Linked DNA regions of Homo sapiens: region 1 is linked to region 2. A link is a loop called in an ENCODE intact Hi-C map of the cell type or tissue named here. Cell type or tissue: heart left ventricle. All regions are shown on one strand. Each heading gives the region's core, and the rest is flanking DNA. Links, peaks and the distances in the headings are about the cores only. Region 1 overlaps NF1 (neurofibromin 1). Region 2 has its middle 20 kb from the start of MIR4733.

What was found. A loop is a pair of places that touch in the nucleus more often than their neighbours do. Peaks named below come from ENCODE experiments on the same cell type or tissue, not always from the same donor. Only the 100,000 strongest peaks of a DNase experiment are listed, where the experiment ranks them.
Region 1: a loop joins it to region 2, with 2.8 times the contacts of the local background. A loop is called at or near these places in 2 of 110 quality-filtered maps.

Annotation. Positions count from the first base shown.
Region 1 is chr17:31,126,090-31,135,713 of GRCh38, reverse strand. The region is part of intron 1 of NF1 (neurofibromin 1); the gene reads right to left. Among named protein-coding and RNA genes, the nearest start is that of MIR4733HG, 35 kb to the right of the region's middle. In heart left ventricle, for the core only: no CTCF peak of the experiment used is centred there; a DNase peak (open chromatin) is centred at 4,733; H3K27ac peaks cover 1,395 bases.
Region 2 is chr17:31,069,665-31,079,288 of GRCh38, reverse strand. No RefSeq gene overlaps it. Among named protein-coding and RNA genes, the nearest start is that of MIR4733, 20 kb to the left of the region's middle. In heart left ventricle, for the core only: no CTCF peak of the experiment used is centred there; no DNase peak of the experiment used is centred there.

The DNA of each region.
Region 1 (9,624 bases), core at 640-8,639, 57 kb before region 2:
ATGCCTATAGTTCCAGCTACTTAGGAGGCTGAGCTGGGAGGATCACTTGAGCCCAGGAGACAGAGGTTGCAGTGAGCCATGATCACACCACTGGACTCAAGTTAGGGCAACAGAGAAAGACCCCTGTTTCAAAAAAGTAATAATAATTAGATTAAATTTTAAAAAGAAAATGGCAGAAAGGAATCCAAAGATGTCAGTCATCACAATGAATGTAAATGAACTAAACTCTCCAGGCAGAAGAAAAAAAAACCATCAGACTGGTTTCCCATGAACTGTTTATAAGAGACAAACATAAAGCATACAGGCACAGAAATATTGATAGTTAAGAAATGGAAAAAGATCTATCAGGCAAATAGAAACAAGAGAAAACTGGAGTGGACTAAGATAAAAAGGACTAGAGATCAAGAGGGGCACTACATGATGATACAGGACTCAAATCAACTGTAAGATATTGTAAGCCTCTATGCACCTAATAACACACACACAAAACTGACACATCTGCAAGAAAAAAGCATAAACATACTAATTCAGTGAAAGATTTCCTAACTTACCTTTCTCAGTAGTAAGATCTAGCAGACAAAAAAGAATCAGAATTTAGAAGAGTTGAACTGCTTAATAAACTTGATCAAACTCCTATGTAAAAATCACACTCAAGAACTTGGGACTACATATCATTTTCAAGAAGACATGAAAACTTTATAAAAATGGACTGTATGCTTATGGTAGCCAGACTCCAAGATGGTCTGCAAGTATTCCTACATTCTGATATCCACACCCGTGTGTCATCCTCTCTCATCTGGTATTCGGGTTGTTCTGCATAACCAATATTATACGGCAAGCAGGAAGGTATGTAACTTCTAAGGATCATGAAAGAATGTGGCTTTTGATTCTCTCAGATCACTCACTCTGGGAGACGTCAGCTGCCACATTACAAGCAGCCAGATGGAGAAGCCCAAGTAGAAAGGAACTGAGACCTCTTACAAATGGCCAGCAAAGAACTGAGGCCTCCTGCCAAAAGCTATGTAAGTGAATTTACTTGGAAGCAAATGCTCTACCCCCAGTCAAGCCTTCAGATTACTACAGACCCAGCCAAGACTGTCACTGCAGCTTCATGAAAGACTCTGAGCCAGAAACACTCAGTTCAGCCACTAATGGATTTCAGATGGACAGAAACTTTATGTGATAATAAATGTTTGTTGTACAAAACGGCTACATTTGGGAATAATTTATAACATAACAATAAATAACTAATAAATATGTTCAAGGTCATAAAGCTAAGTTCAAATTTGAAATTACTGGTAACATATAAACCATAACATGTTTCATATTCATATGAAACACTCTAGGTGAAAGGAGAAATCATAATTGAAAACATTATATGGAAATATGAAATTGAAAAATAAAAAGCCAATTATTGAAACTTGTAGGATACAATTAAAGCAGCATTTAATAAATTTATAACTTTGAATACTTACAATCAAATGAAATATTCAAAACTGATGAGCTTAAATATAACTCTAAAAGTCAGAAAACGTGCTAGGTACAGTGGCTTCCACTTATAATCCCAGCACTTTGGGGAGGCTAAGGCAGGAAGATTGCTTGAGTCCAAGAGTTCGAAGATGCAGTGAGCTATGCTCATGATACTGTACTCTAGTCTGCATGACAGAGCAAAAACCTCTATTAAAAAAAAACCAAAAAGTCATAAAACCACCTAACACTCATTAGGATGGCTACTATCAAAAAGAGACATGAAATAAGGCCAGACGCAGTGGCTCATGCCTGTAATCCCAACATTTTGGGAGGCCGAGGCAGGCAGATCACTTGAGGTCAGGAGTTCAAGACCAGCCTGGCCAACATGGCGAAACCCCATCTCTACTAAAAATACAAAAATTAGCCAGACATGGTGGCAGGTGCCAGTAGTCCCAGCTACTAGGGAGGCCAAGGCAGCAGAATCGCTTGAACCCGGGAGGCGGAGGTTGCGGTGAGCCCAGATCACACTACTGCATTCAAGCCTGGGCAACAGAGTGAGACTCTGTCTCAAAAAAATAAAAAAAAAGACACAAAATAACAAACGTAAATGAGGATATGGAGAAATTGGAACCCTTGTGCACTACTGATGGGAAAGTAAAATAGTGCATATACCTATGGAAAACAGTAAAACAGTTCCTCAACATATTACAAATAGAATTACCATATGATCCAGCAACCCTACTTCTAGGTACATATGCAAAAGAACTGAAAGCAGGGTCTTGAAGTGGTATCTGCACACCCATGTTCATGGCAGCATTATTTACAATAACCAAAAGGTGAAAGTAACCCAAATGTCCTGAATGGATAAAGAAAATGTGGTTTACACAAATAACAGAATATTATTCAGCCTTTAAAAGGTAGGAAATTCTGACATATGCTGCAATGTGGATTAACCTTGAAGACATTACACTAACGGAAACAAGCCAGTTATAAAAAGACAAATACTGTATGACGCCACTTATTTGAGGTATCCAGGGTAGTCAAATTCATAGAAACAGAAAGTAGAATGGTGGTTTCCAGTGGCTGGGAACATGGAGGAATGGGAAGTTCTAGTTTAATGAGTAAAGGGTTTCAGTTTTTTGAGATGAAGGGAGTTCTGTAGATTGGTTACACAACAAGGTGAATGTACTTAATACTACTGAACTATACACTTAGGAACAGTTAAGATGGTAACGTTTATGTTATGTGCATTTTTCCACATTTAAACATAAGATTAAGGCCAGGCACGGTGGTTCATGCCTGTAATCCCAGCACTTTGGGAGGCCGAAGCAGGTGGATCACCTGAGGTCAGGAGTTCGAGACCAGCCTGGCCAAAATGGTGAAATCCCATCTCTACTAAAAATACAAAAATTAGCCGGGCATGGTGGCGAGCGCCTGTAATCCCAGCTACTTGGGTGGCTGAGGCAGGAGACTCACTTGAACTCGGGAGGCAAATGTTGCAGTGAGCTGAGATCACGCCACTGTACTCCAGCCTGGGCAACAACAGTGAAACTCCGTCTCAAAAAATAAATAAATAAGTAACATTAAAAAGTTAGGGGAAAAATGCATAGCAGAATAAACCCAAGGAAAGAAAATGTAACAACAAAATTAACAAAACAGAAAACAAAGTTTAAAAAGCTAAGAAATGAGTCTTTTTATTTTTTTGAGATGAAGTCTTGCTCTGTGGCCCAGGCTGGAATGCAGCGGCATGATCTCCACTCACTGCAACCTCCTCCTCCTGGGTTCAAGCGATTCTCCTGCCTCGGCCTCCTGAGTAGCTGGGATTACAGGCGTCTGCCACCACACCCAGCTAGTTTTTGTATTTTTAGTAGAAACGGTGTCACTATGTTGGTCAGGATGGTCTCAAACTCTCGACTTCAAGTGATCCATCTACCTCAGCCTCGCAAAGTGCTGGGATTACAGGCATGACCCACCAAGTCTGGCCTAGAAATGAGTCTTTAAAAATACACTGAGGCCAGCCACAGTGGCTCACGCCTGTAATCCTAGCACTTTTGGAAGCCAAGAAAGAAGATCATTTGAGCCCATGAGTTCAAGACCAGCCTGGGCAACAAGGTGAGACCCCGTCTCTACAAAAAAAATTTAAAAATTAGCTAGGGATGGTGACATGTGCCTGTAGTCCCAGCTACTTGAGAGGCTAAGGTGGGAGGACTGCTTGAGCCCAGGAGGTTAAGGCTGCAGTGAACAGTGATCACACCACTGCACTCCAGTCTGGATGACAGAGTAAGACCCTGTCTCAAAAAAATAAAAACGAAATACACAAACAGAAAAAAAAACATGAAAAAATAAAGAAATAAACATTAGGGGTGAAATATTAGACACAACTTCAGTTAACACAGAGATTAAATAGATTATATAAACTCCCCAATTGATTTTATAAGGCTAGAATCACCTTGATATGAAATCCAGACAACAGCTATATAAGAAAATTACAAACCAATCTTACTCATAGATACAAACATCCTAAACAAAATATCAGCAAGTTTACACCAACAACTGATTTGTTAAATTTATACATTTCAATAAGAACAGCCCACAGAATGTAACATCAATGTAATTATTAGAAATCATGAAAAGCCACAGGGAGGGGGCTCCAAGATGGCCAACTAGCTGCAGCCAGTAGGAACATCTCCCAGAGGATCAGGATGACTGGCACACTCTTAGCAGATCTTCAGAGGGAAAGCACTGAGTGCTGACAGAGGGAAGACACAGATGCTGAACTGACGAGGGAAGAAGTAAGGAACCCTGCACAGGGCTACCACGCACCGGGACTTTTTCCTGGCCCCCAGTGACTCCTGAAGAGGCAGTTGAGTTGAACAGGGAAGCAGCAACCCACTCTCACCAGGGGACTCTGGAATCCCTGCAGAAGGAGACTCCTCCACCACAAGGAGACCCCTCAACCACCAAGGACACTTGAGCTGGCAGGGAAAGCTGCTTAGAGAAGTGGTAGGGGCAGAACTCCAGCCAGGGCAGAGCTCAGAGGTTTTGGTGCTGGAGCATCTGTAGTGCAACAGGGCCAGGAGTGCCCATCCCCCAAGGCTCGACTTGCTCCCATAGGAGACTTTAGCCCTAGAGGAACTGCCAGACCTGAACTCTGCAGGGCAGTCTTGCCCATAAGGTGGGGGTGGTGTGACCTGAGTACCCTCAGTCTGCTGGTCTCTCATGGGGCTCCAGCCTGGCCAGGATGCTTGCAGTACTGCCGGGGGGGGCCACATACCAGCTCCTGCACTGACAAGGTGCTGACAGGCAGAGTGCTCCAACCACAGTGATCCCTGTGGAAAAGCACGAGCCTGCCAATACCCTCCTCCCACCGAAGGCTGCTCCATGCTGCTTTGCCTGCAGGCACTCGCCCATGGCCACCCTCCAAATGCTTTGCCCACACGTGTGCACAGGTGTACCTTGTTTTCCCTTCCCCGCCAGCACACATGCGTGCAAGCACCCTCCCATGCCACTGCAGCCAGCGTGAGTACACCCTGCCTATCCCTCCATGGCCATTGTCAAGGGAGCACTGGCAGGTACAGAGCCCACCAGTGCCATCCCCACCAGCACTGAGCCCCTGCACCAACATGAAACTAGGCAGAGAAAACAGAGGACCCACCCCCACCCCTTACCGGCCACTGAAGCCAGCATGAACGTGCACAGAGGGCACACCCAGTCCTGCACCCACCAGCACCCTGCCCCTGTGCTAACACCACCACCAGTGCATGTGTACCAGCAGCCCCCCGCCCTGGCCTTACTGCCACTGTTGCTGCCAATGCCCACATGGAGGCCAGCACCCTGTGGCCTTGCTGCCACTGCTACTGGCACATGCGAACAAGAATTGATTCCACTGCCACCCCCTACACTTTGGCTGGCACAACCCACGGGAGTATTGTGACCAGAGGTCCAGGAGCACCTCGGCCCCTCCAGTGCAGCAGGTTCCTAACCTTAAAGAACCAGAGAACAAAGCTGGGGCCCAATGCCAGTCCCCCAGAGTTGGAGGACCCATGTACTCCGGGAGTCCTGAGATGAGCCCTGGCCCCTCCAGTAATGAAGCCAGTTAACTGAACCTACCTTGTACCACAAACATCCAAGGTCATCATATAGGATAAAAAAAAAAAAACAAAAAAAAACAGCGACTTCAAAGACTGAAGGAACATCAGCCCACAAAGATGACAAAGCACCAACACAAGAACTCTGATGACTCAAAAAGCCAGAGCATCTTCTTTCCTCTAAAACAAACGACTGCACTAGCTCTCCGGCAAGGGTTCTGAACTGGACTGAGATGGTTGAAATGACAGAAACAGAATTCAGAATATGGATAGGAATGAAAATCATTGAGATTCAGGAGAATGTTGAAACCCAATGTAAGGAAGCTACCCACAATAAAACGATACAGAGCTGACAGACAAAATAGCCAGTATAGAAAAGAATATAAACGACCTCATACAGCTAAAAAACACTCTATAAGAATTTCATGGCCGGGCGCAGTGGCTCACACCTGTAATCTCAACATTTTGGGAGGCCAAGACAGGCGAATCATGAGGTCAGGGGTTCAAGACCAGCCTGGTCAACATGGTGAAACCCCGTCTCTACGAAAAATACAAAAAATCAGATGGGTGTAGTGGCAGGCACCTGCAATCCCAGCAACTCAGGAGGCTGAGGCAGGAGAATCGCTTGAACCCAGGAAGCAGAGGTTGCAGTGAGCTGAGATCGTGTCACTACTCTGTCTCAAAAAAAAAAAAAAAAAAAATTTCATAATGCAATCGCAAGTATTAACAGTAGAACAGACCAAGCTGAGAAAAGAATCTCAGCGCTTGAAGATTGGCTTTCTGAAATAAGAAGACAGACAAGAATAAAGACAAAAGAATGAAAAGGAACAAACAAAACCCCCAAGAAATATGAAATTATATAAAGAGACTAAATATATGATTCACTGGTATCCCTGAAAGATATGGGGAGAAAGGCAGCAACTTGGAAAACATATTTCAGGATATCATTCATGAGAACTTCCCCAACCTAGCTAGAGAAGTCAACATTCAAATTCAGGAAATAAAGAGAACTCCCACAAAATATTTCACAAAAAGATAATCTCCAAAAAACAGAATCATCAGATTCTTCAAGGCAGAAATGAAAGAAAAAAATGTTAAAGGTGGCTAGAGAGAAAGGACATGTCACCTATAAAGGAAAGCCCATCAGACTAACAATGGACCTCTCAGTAGAAACTATACAAGTCAGAAGAGATTGGAGGTCTATATTCAACATTCCTTTTTTTTTTTTTGAGACGGAGTCTCACTCTTGTCACCCAGGCTGGAGTGCAGTGGCGCGATCTAGGCTCACTGCAAGCTCCGCCTCCCGGGTTTACTTACGCCATTCTCCTGCCTCAGGCTCCCGAGTAGCTGGGACTACAGGCGCCTGCTACCATGCTTGGCTAATTTTTTGTATATTTAGTAGAGACAGGGTTTCACGGTGTTAGCCAGGATGGTCTCGATCTCCTGACCTCATGATCTGCCCGCCTCGGCCTCCCAAAGTGCTGGGATTACAGGTGTGAGCCACAGCACCCAGCCACAACATTCTTAAAGATAAGAAATTCCAACCCAGAATTTCATATTGGGCCAAACTAAGCTACATAAGCAAAGGAAAAATAAGATCCTTTTCAGGCAAGCAAATGCTGAGGGAATTCGTTAGTACCAGACCTACCTTACGAGAGCTCCTGAAAGCAGCACTAAATATGGAAAGGAAAGAACATTATCAGACACTAAAAAAAACACACTTAAGTACATAACCAGTGACACTACAAAGCAACCATGCCAACAAGTCAGCATAATAACCAGCTAACAACATGATGACACAATTAGATCCACACATATCAATACTAACCTTGAATGTAAACGGGCTAAATGCCCCAGTTAAAAGGCACTGAGTGACAAGCTCAATAAAGAAGCAACAACCCTGGGGCTGGGTGCAGTGGCTCACACCTATAATCCTAACACTTTGGGAGGTCGAGGCAGGTGGATCACTTGAGCTCAGGAATTTGAGACCAGCCTGGCCAACAGGATGAAACCCCATCTCTAAAAAAAAAAAAAAAAAATACAAAAATCAGCCAGGCATGGTGGCACACGCCTGTGGTCCCAGCTACTCGGGAGGCTGAGGTGGGATGATGGCTTGAGCCCAGGTGATCAAGGCTGCAGTGAACTGTGATTGCGCCACTGCATTCCAAAAACAAAACCAAACAAAACAAAACAGAAGTGCAAGGTACAGAAGAGGTCAATGTACAAAAAAAATATTAATTAAAAACAACACATAGCTTCCCAATGTCATCTCCCCTATTCAACATTAAAAGCCCTCAACAGATGCACAGAGAAAAAAAAAGATTGAAGATAAAGAAACAAAGCTACAACTATTTGTAGATCATCCACTGTCTACATAGATAACCCCAAAGAATCTAGATATAAGTCAGTAATAGCACAAAAACAGGCCAGATGTGGTGGCTCACACCTGTAATCCTAGCACTTTGGGAGGCTGAGACTAGAGGATCACCTGAGGCCAAGAGTTTAAGACCAGCCTGGGCAACATAGCAAAACCCCGTTTCTTTAAATAAAAAAAAAAAAAAAGTATAAAGACAAAATATAAGTTAATTTCATTTCTATATACAATCAGAAAATATAACTTTTTAAATATCATGTATAAATAATAAAAATATTCTAGGAAAAACTGACATTTTATGTAGAAGTTCTTTATATAAGGAGAAAATTATAAAACTTAACTGGAATGATTTTTTAAAACATAAAATAAATAGAAAGTCATATTATGTTCTTAAATAGGAAGCCTCAATATCATAACAATGTCAATCAATTCTTCCCAACTTGATCCAAAGACTCAATGCAATACCATTCAAAATCCCAGTATCATTTTTTGCGGAAATCAATAAACTGACTGTAAAACCAATATGGAAAGGCATTATTATAAGTCTTTTGGGGACCTGCCATACTTTATACTAAGAATTATTATAAAGCAACCACAATCAGGACAAATAATCAAGTGGATTACTGGCACTAGAGGAGAGAGCCGAACTGAGAGTCTAGAAACTGAGCCTGTGCATATACTGACACTTAATATTCACCCAAGCAAGCACTGAGATCACAGGAGAAAAAATGCACTACTCAATAAATAGGCTGGAACAATCAGTTATCTGTTATCATATGGCAAAAAAATAAAAGTGGATCCTTACAAAAAAAGTCTTTCCATGTGGATTAGAGACTTCAATGTAAAAGTGAAAAGCAAACAACTTTTAGAAAATAGAGAATTATCTTAATGATAGGACACAAAAAAATTTTAAAACATAAATCATAGAAGACTGATAAATTCAGCTGCAGTAAGATCAAGAATTTCAATCACCGAAGTTTTTTTTAATCCAATCATAAATTGGAAAAGATATTTGCAACACAAATCTAGAATTAGATCTAGGCTAGGCACTGTGGCTCAAATCTACAATCTCAACACTTTGGGAGGCTGAGGTGGGTAGATCACTGGAGCTCACGAATTCAAGACCAGCCTGGGGAACATGGCAAAACCCCATCTCCACAAAAAATACAAAAATTAGCCAGGCACAGTGGCGCGTACCTGTAGTCCCAGCTACTCAAGAGGCTGAGGTGGGAGGATAGCTTGAGCCTAGCAAAGGTTGCAATGAGCCAAGATTGCACCATTGCACTTTAGCCTGGGTGACAGAGCCAGACCCTGTCTCAAAAAACAAGAGAATTAGATCTAAAACCATAAAAAATTGCTATGAATCAATCAGGAAAAATTAAACAATCCAAACAGAAAAATGGGCAAAAAGTATATACAGACACTTCACAGAATAAGAAACACAAATACATTTCACAGAATAAATAACACAAATGCTCTATGAATATCCGAAAAGAAACTAAACCTCATTGGTAGTCAAGGAAATACAGATTCAAATTACAATGAAACAACATTTCTTACCCACCAGATACATAATTTTTTTTTCTTTTTTTTTAGACGAAGTGTCGCTCTTGTTGCCCAGGCTGGAGTGCAATGGCAAGATGTCAGCTCACTGCAACCTCCGCCTCCCAGGTTCAAGCAATTCCCCTGCCT
Region 2 (9,624 bases), core at 1,076-9,075:
CTGGAGTGCAATGGTGCGATCTCAGCTCACTGCAACCTCTGCCTCCTGTGATCAAGCGATTCTCATGCCTTAGCCTCCCAAGTAGCCGAGATTACATGCACATGCCACCATGCCTGGCTAATTTTTGTATTTTTAGTAGAGATGGGGTTTCACCATGTTGGCCAGGCTGGTTTCAAATTCCTAGCCTTAAGTGATCCATCTGGCCAAACTTCCCAAAGTGCTGGGATTACATATAGGACGTGCTTCTAAGCGGACGACTCAAGGTATATGTAAGACCAAGCTTTCCATGTATACCTGTGTTAGAAGAAGCTGATCTCAGAAGGGCAGGTGAATATTTGGGTGAGAAAAGGCAAAACATGGCTAAGGAGCAGCCAGAAGGCCAGGTTGGCTGGAATACGGGCCTAGTTAGAAGACAGAGTCATGAATGGAGCTATTCTGGGCAAAGCCTTGAAGGTCACGCTGAGAAACTGGAATTCTCTGCCTATAGCCCCAGTGTACAAAAGGTGGTTGTTACCCAAGGACAAAGCCACAGCTATGTCCTCTGCTTGGATTTCAGAAAAGAATACATTTTTAAATCATCTGCAGGAGCCTAAGACAAAGGTTTATCTTTGGCTCCAATTATATAATTCCAAAAGTACGAAGACTTTTGTACATGTCTGGTTCTTGGTTGCACACATCAGAAGCCACCTGCAGTTTACCTAAACAGAAAGGGAGTGAGTATATTGGAAAAACGTTGGTGGGTCACAGAACAGGTGGGGAGGCTTGGCTACCAGCCCCAGGAAACAGGCAGGAACTCATGAAGGTGAGTCAGCAGAAAACCCAGCCAAAGATGTGACACAGGAACATCACCCACAGCCACAGCCACTGCTATGGATGCTCTCTAAGGGCTCCCGTGTCTTGGCATCATCACGCCCCCCAAAACCATCATTCCCTGCTGGAGCAGCCCACTGGTGAGCCAGGAGGCAGGGACAGGGAATGTCTGGCCTTTGCCAGCTCCCACAGGCAGAGGCCCTCCCATCAAGACCTTCCAAAAGTGGAATTCCCATGAAACAGGAAGGCGATCTGGGTGTTACATAGCCCCCAAAACCAGCAAATGTTCATAATTTGGAAATACCTAAAAAAGACTGATTTTTCCATTTTTTTTCTAGTTTTAACTCAAAGAGTTAAGTATGGGTTAAGTATATGGCCTGAACTCAGACCAGACCTGGTTTTGAAGCCCAGCTCTACCGTTTCCTAGTGGTGTGGCCCTGGGCAAGCAAAGTAACCTCTCTGAACCTATGCTTTTCTGTAAAATGGGGTCATTATAGTACCTACCTCACAGCTTTGAACCTAAAGGTTTAAGTGAGATCACGCGTGTGAAGATCCTACCAGTGGTTGGCACTGGGGAAGCACTCCATAAATATCAGCTATTATCATTGAGTGACCTGACCTAAGGCCTGAGAAATTAGCATGGTCACTTTGGGCCCCATACCTTGGGGTATGTGGGCTCTGACCTGACTTTAAATCCAGGCAGCTAGAGCCACACAAGGGAAGGGGGATGTACAGATGTCCACTTGGACATGTCTCCCCCTCATTCTTTGCTTTTTTTACCTTTTATTTTTATTTTTTTATTTTTTTGAGACGGAGTTTTGCTCTTGTTGCCCAGGCTGGAGTGCAATGGCGAGATCTCAGCTCACCGCAACCATCACTTCCTGGGTTCAAGCGATTCTCCTGCCTCAACCTCCCGAGTAGCTGGGACTACCAGCATGCGCCACCATGCCCAGCTACTTCTGTATTTTTTAGTAGAGACAGGATTTCTCCTTGTTGGTCAGGCTGGTCTCAAACTCCTGACCTCAGGTGATCCACTTGCCCCAGCCTGCCAAAGTGCTGGGATTACAGGGGTGAGCCACCATGCCAGCCTTTTACCTTTTATTGCTTAAGGCCATGGGCTTTGGTGTTACAGGTTTGGATTTGAATCCAGACCTACCAGATGATGTTGGGCACCTCAAGTGAGTTATTTAACTTCTCTAACCCTCAGGCTTTTTTATTACAAAGTAAGAAAAATGCCATCTACCACGTGGCAGTGCTGTAATAAGTAAATCAGATAGTCTGTGGAGGGTGCTTAGCACCCTGGCTTATAGATGAGAAGGGTCCTCATTAGTATTTATTGGTCCTCATGGGCTAGGGGAGAAGTAGCACCTCCCAAGAAGATTCTTTTCCTTCTATAACATCACATGTGCATTTATCTCTTTGATGCTTAAATTATCTGGCAAGGATTCTTTTGGTTTCTACAAAAAATTTTGTTTTAAATCACCTTGACAGTGGGAGGTCACATCTGTGGAAAATGCTGGTGTTCATGTAACAAAAAGCTAGACCAGATCACTGCAAGCGTGCAGGTCCAAGGGTAAAGCGGGTCAGCACTGCTGAGAGTATTGTCCACTGGACTCTCTTTCCAGAGATGCTCCTCAGGAAGGGTGCTGTAGTCCAATAGGTTTGGCAAGCATGACTCCATCCTCCTTTTGGAAAATTACAATGCAGGCCAGGCATGGTGGCTCACTCCTATAATCCCAGCACTTTGGGAGGCTGAGGCAGGCGACTCACTTGAGTCCAGGAGTTCGAAACCAGCCTGGGCAACATAGTGAAATCCCATTTCTACTAAAAATACAAAAATTAGCCAGGTGTGGTGGCACATGCCTGTAATCCCAGCTACTTGGGAGGCTGAGGCACAAGAATCACTAGAACTCAGGAAGTAGAGGTTGCAGTGAGCCAAGATCATGCCACTGCACCCCAGCCTGGGTAACAGAATGAGACTCGGTCTCAAATAATAATAATAATAATAATAATAATAATAATAAAAGTGTATATACAACATAGTATAAACATAGTTCTATTCAGAGTCTACCACATTATAAATCTGACCTAACATTAATACGGAAGCTATAATAAACATTTAATCTAAGGTAATTTTGTATGCCCCCTTAGACTTTAGCAAAACTTTAAAAATGTGTGCTTAGAAGCTACCCAAAGAAATTTTACTACTCGCCTTCTTTTTCTCTCAGTGCCTTCTATTTTTCTTATTATATTCAACAGTATGTCATTTGGTTCAGTCCTACACTTGACACTCTGTTGACAACCATCAGAGTCCTTCATACTCTTTCAGGAAACCACACAAGTAAAAAGAAGCATCAGGAAATTCCACAGTGAACAGTTTAGGCAGGCAGATAGGCAGGTGCCTGAATCCTAACTATGGTGTGCATATGTGTGTGCATGTGTGCATGTACGTGATTTCTGTGTGCACACGTGTGTGAGTGCATGTTTTTATTCATGCCTGCATGTGGGAACATGATTTGTGTGCATTGGTGTGTGCACAAGTGTGTATTTGTGGGTGCATGTGTGTGTATGCATCTGTGTGTTGGAAGACAAAACACAACCAAGACACTACTTCCTGAAAGGGGATATTGGGGTTGGGGGCAACACAACTCCTTAAACTGTGTTTAAGGCAGTCCTCACCAGTTAACTTCCAGAGAAGGGAAGAAACTCAGAAACCTTTCAAAGGAAGGAAAGAGCAACAAAAGTTTGGGCGTGATTAATTCATAAAAAGATGAATGAAAATGTAAATAAAATGTTAAATTGAGCATTAAGTTCTTCAAGAGGCTGAGAAGGAACAGGCCTGGCTTTATTATACTGCATTAAAACCAGTGATAACTATTTTCAGTTTTAAGTTGTAATTCTTTTTTTTTCTTTTAAGTCTTTTTCTAGGTTGGGTTTCCCAGAACAAAACCCTGAGATGAGGACCTGTGTGTAAGTAATAAATTTAAAAAATGGCTCCCAGGAGAAATCAGTGAAGGCGTGGAGGAGGCAGGCAAGGGAAGGAGCCCAGCCAGTCTGTGATTCAGCCTGATCCTGCAGGGAGGGGGTGGGTGGGAAACACTCTGGGATGTAAGTCACACCTGAGTCTGTCTCAGCCTAAGGCAAGAGAGGGTCTCACCCTTGGTCATCCACTAAGGGCCACACCAGGAGCATGAAAACCTACTAGACACTTCCAGAATTCTGTCCTTGAGTGAAAAGCAGCTCCAGTAGCCCAGGGCAAATTCCCCTAAGAAGAGTTACAGGTGCAGGCCATTGTAAACAAAAGCACACTTGAAGGCAGAGAGAAATGACCAAAATCATAAAAAAATCTAGAGGGGCACTCTCTCTGAATCTGCTGTGATTCTGAGGGCTGCCTGATTAAAAAAAAAAAAAAAAAAAAGATCTGGAGGGATTTGGACAGAACGCTTAGATCAAACATTATCCTTTTACACCGTGGGGGTTCCTGTCTGGGCCTCCTGCCGTGTGGGATATGCAGAAGGCACTGCAATGAAGAGAGAGTCACCAGTGCAGGAATGCAAACCATGAGGAGAGAGTGAAGAGGCATTTGGAAGTCCTGAAGTACTGTAAAGAATGAAGACTTCTGGCCAGGCACAGTGGCTCATGTCTGTAATCCCAGCACTTTGGGAGGCTGAGGCAGGTGGATCACTTGAGGTCAGGAGTTCAAGACCAGCCTGGCCAACATGGTGAAACCCCGTCTCTATTAAAAATACAAAAATTAGCCAGGCGTGGTGGCGCATGCCTATAATTCCAGCTACTCTGGAGGCTGAGGCAGGAGAATTGCTTCAACCCAGGAGACGGAGGTTGCAGTTTGCCCAGATTGTGCCACTGCACTCCAGCCTGTTGACAGAGCGAGAATCAGTATCAAAAAAAAAAAAAAAAGAAAGAAAGAAAGTAGGTAGACCCAGCCCTGTGATCCAGGAGAAAAAAGAATATGACTCAGGGACCTGCCTGAGAACCCAGAATTGGTTCAGAATATGAGAAACTCCATTGTAAGAGGCCTGTGAGCCCCCACCCAGATGAACCCTCACAGCAAAGACTGTACCATGAAACAGAAATCATCCCTGGCCTGGCCAAAGAAGCATGCCCGGACCACCACTGCCTAACAACTAGATGAATGGAAAATCTTTGAAAATTGGGTCATGGATGCTGGGTAGCCTGAAATGTGCACTAAATGGGGTATTTATCTGTATTGCTAGAGATCGCCGATTCCCAGGTACCAGGCACCTCTCTCTGCCCTCCTGCGAGGCGACACAGTGATACAGTTAAGGGGAGTCAGACTGCCTGTGTTTGTACCCTGACTGTGCACAAAGTGGGTGAGCTAAGCCAAGCCACTTCACTTCTCTGAGCCTCAGTATCCTCATCTGTAAAGTGGAGTTATTTATAAAACGTACCTCCTAGTGGTGGTTTTATTTTGTTTATTGGTTTTGTTTTTCCAAGATTCATTAGTATATATAGCTCAGTGCCTGGGATAGCCTGTGATCAAACACATTATCTGTTATTATTTGGCTATACTTTCCTCTTGAACAGACTTCCTGAAACAAGCCGCACGCCAGCTGAACTTATTTTGATATCATTAGCTTTTTGGTTAGTTATCGTTTACAAAAGCGTAGTATATAAATATTCTATTTTGGGGCTGAGAAGAACATTTTCAGACTTTTTAACCAATGAAACCTTATTTTCAAACCAACTTCTGTAAGAAGCTGCATTTGTAAAGCTAGTGAAAGCTGCCTCTAGTTGAAGCTGTTGGGAGTGGAAGCCTCACCTTTCTTCCTGCCCAGTGCCTGAGACACCATGGGAAGCCCTGGTCTCCTGGAACAAGGAAGAACACACCCCACGTTCAACATTGCCCCAGTACATCCTCTTAGTTTACAGTCTGAAGTTCATCAGGGGGAGACGACTTGTTCAAGATCTTTCCAGCCTGTCAGGGACAGAGCAGGCACTTGAATCCAGGCACTGTTCTCTTCGATGGCTTCCCTCACTTTCATCACTCCAGGACCACCTGCAACGTTTTTGGTTTTGCTAGAGTATCATGTTATTTATTTATCTAATTCCTTTCAGTGATTCCCCCTTCTTTTTTAAAATCTTAGCCTTGCTATGAGCAATAACATCCACGAATCTCATGTTTGACCTATTATATGTCTTTCTTAATATACATTTAAACAAATAAGTATTTTTAAAACTATGTGTTCATGGCCAGGTGCATTGGCTCACACCTGTAATCCCAGCACTGTGGGAGGCCAAGGCGTGAGGATCACTTGAGCCCAGGAGTTAGATACCTTGCAACAAAGCAAGACCCCATCTCTACAAAACATAAAAATTAGCTGGACATGGGGGCACTCACCTGTAGCCCAAGCTACTCAAGTGGCTGAGGCAGGAGAGTTGCTTGATCCCAGGAGTTCAAGGCTGAGGTAAGTTATGATCACACCACTGAACTCCAGCCTGGGCAACAGAGCAAGACCCTGACTCAAAGAAATTATATATATATAAAATATATATATATTATATATAATTTTAGAGCATATATTTGGAACAAAATATATACTTTTGCAACATGTACATATAATTTTGGAGCATACTGCTCTGTGTGCAAAAAAGAAAATGTCTTAGCTCTGTGGAAGCCAGTCCAGGTTAGCTGCTATGTTTATACCAAATACCAGGAGGTCCAGGGATTTGCTGGGCCCTGTTCCCTGTGGGCCTCAATTCAACAGGATGACACAAGTTTAGAATGAAATTAAAGCATGACTACAATGCCGTTGTTTTTATGTTTCTTTTTTCTTTTTCTTTTTTTTTTTGTTTTAATTAGAAACAAGAGGTAGGAGGATGCTGAATCAGGTGCTCCTTTGAAAGCATTTCCCATTCTATAATTTACTGGGTTCCACATACTATGGAATGTTTGAATTTATAACTTTTCAAGAACTGTCTGTATATGTTTAATGTGTATACATTACATTGACAAAGCCAGTTAGTCCAGCCTTTGTAATCACAATAAGATGCTGCAGGGCTCAAATGGTGGGGAAATAACTCCCACCTTGGAATGTTAATTGCACTTGCTTCTCAGCCTGGAGGCTGAAAATGCAGCAGGATCATTGTGCAACACTACATGTCCCATCTTGTCTGACTGGCTGTAGCTTTAGAAATGAAGAAAGAGAAGAAAATAATTTAAGTTTTGCCTAGAGTTAAGGTTACCTTTTTTTTTAAAGCATTCCTCCTTCCCCTTTCAGATAAAACAACCCATATAGACTGTACCAGATATAGAGATTTAATGCTTTTTCTGTTCTCTTCAAAGATAAAATTTTCAGTGGACTTTTCCACTTGGTGCATGTCCTATGCTTGGCTTGTCACCTTACATCTGACACAAAGGTAATATAACCCAGGATTGGTGAGACGTACCCTCTCCTTTGCATTCCACATTCAGAAGATCTCATTTCCATTTCCAGTTACACAAATATCAGAGTCCCACTGTGGGTAAAAAGTCTTCCAGAAGTGGTAAACCCAGATTAGATAGTCAAGCTGCTCCTAGAAGATAAACTAAAAATAATAATTAGTAAAGCATTAGCAGTATACTAGCTGAAAGCACAGACTTTCATTCAGACAGAGCTGAGTTTGAATCCTGGCTTTTTACCACCATGAGATGTGGGGTGAGTGAATTAACCTCTCTAGTCCTTTGATGTCTTCACTTACAATCCAAGGATACGAATAGTACCTACCTCATAGGGCTGCTTTGAGGATTAAATGAAATCATGCTTATAAGATATTAAGTGCTACAAAGCACTGGAAATTGCTAGCCATTATTCTCATATAACTCTCATGATTACCATTACTTACAAATTGCCTGAAATCGATATGGTCACTGTGGCAGATTCCACGAATGGGTCCACACAATATCTGCTTTGACCATTTCTAAAACCTACAGTGTCTGGACTCTTTTGTAGCTAGGGTTCTGCCTATGACCCAGGTTCTGCCCAGCAGATGCCTATGTGCTCCAGGAAGATGAAGGTCATTTAAGTGAAGTGGCAGCACATGTAGTTGGGTCCATCTTTTTGCAGACATGACCGTGAAAGAGCCTTGAGAGAAGCCTCACTGTCCAGCCCCCAGCATCACAGGTATTGAATGGTGAGCAGCAGCAGTGGGGCTTCTGTGAGAACAGCCCTGTTTATGGCTGGGCATTTCTGCTGGGGTTGTTTCCGGCTGTGTGGTATCCTCACCTGTTTCTCTGGCACTGCTGGAAATCCCATAAGCTACCTAATACCCTGCTGTAACCCCTTTCTATTGAAACTAGCTAGAGTGAATTCTGTTGTCTGCAACTAAGAACACAGTAATTATCAAAACAATCAATACAGTAACTATCAGAATAATCCTTATTACTATAGTATAAAGATTTCTTTTTTTTTTTTTTTTGAGACAGAATCTTGCTCTGTCACCCAGGCTGGAGTGCAGTGGTGTGATCTTAGCTCACTGCAATCTCTGCTTCCTGGGTTCAAGCAATTCTCCTTCCTCAGCCTCCCGAGTAGCCGGGACTACAGGGGCACACCACCATGCCCGGCTAATTTTTTGTATTTTAGTACAGACGGGGTTTCACCATGTTGCCCAGGCTGGTTGTGGACTCCTGACCTCGTGATCCGCCCACCTCGGCCTCCCAAAGTGTTGAGATGACAGGTGTGAGCCACTGCACTGGTCAAGATTTCTTTATTAGTCATATTCAGGTTACTAAGGGATAAATAAAAATATGTATAAAAACCTTTCCCTTGGCCAGGCGCAGTGGCTCATGCTTGTAATCTCAGCACTTTGGGTGGCTGAGGTGGGCGGATCACGAGGTCAGGAGTTCAAGACTAGCCCGACCAATATGGTGAAACCCTGTCTCTACTAAAAATACAAAAATTAGCCGGGCGTGGTGGTGCGTGCCTGTAGTCCCAGCTACTCTGGAGGCTGAGGCAGGAAAATAGCTTGAACCCGGGAGTCGGAGGTTGCAGTGAGCTAAGATCACACCACTGCACTCCAGCCTGGGTGATAGAGTGAGACTCCGACTCAAAAACAAAACCAAAAACAGAACCAAAAACAAAAAAACTTTGCCCTTGCCTTCAAAATATATTTATCCTAAAATATACCGAATGAGTTGAAACCTGTTTTGTTTTTGTTTTTGTTTTTTAAAAAAAGCTTAATTTTCTTTGGCAGCAGAAAGCCTTTTCTAAGGAACTAGCAGAATGAGCTAATTAAACTTGAAGCTTTACGGAAAAGAATCCTCACTTGGGTCTTTATTGAGGATGACAGGCAAGCCTACCTGGCAGTGTTCTCTAGAAATTATAATGGGAGAGTTGAAAGGTGAGCCAGAAAGCCAGTTTGTGTGTATAAGTACTTGGCTCGGTAGGTTGTATATAGGCACTAATGTACTTACTTATAGGATGGTACCCAGGGGAGTGCTCAATTACAATGAGAAGAATGCCTTGAAAGAAGTAATTAACAAGAGCATTGGGATATCTCTCCAGACAGATTTTGAATTAATGAAAAATTACTGTGTGATGGGTACAGCCCTGGGTGAAGTGTGGTTTCAGTTTTACCAGTGTTCTTATCTGTTTTCATTGTCATTAGTAGTTTTAAAAATATAACATCAAATTCTTTCTCCTTAGAAAGACTGCTCTTTTTTTTGAGACAGGGTCTCACCCTGTCTCCCAGGTTGGAGTGCAATGTTGCAATCTCAGCTCACTGCAACCTCCACCTCCCAGGTTCAAGCGATTCTCCCACCTCAGCCTCCTCAGTAGCTGGAACCACAGGCGTGCA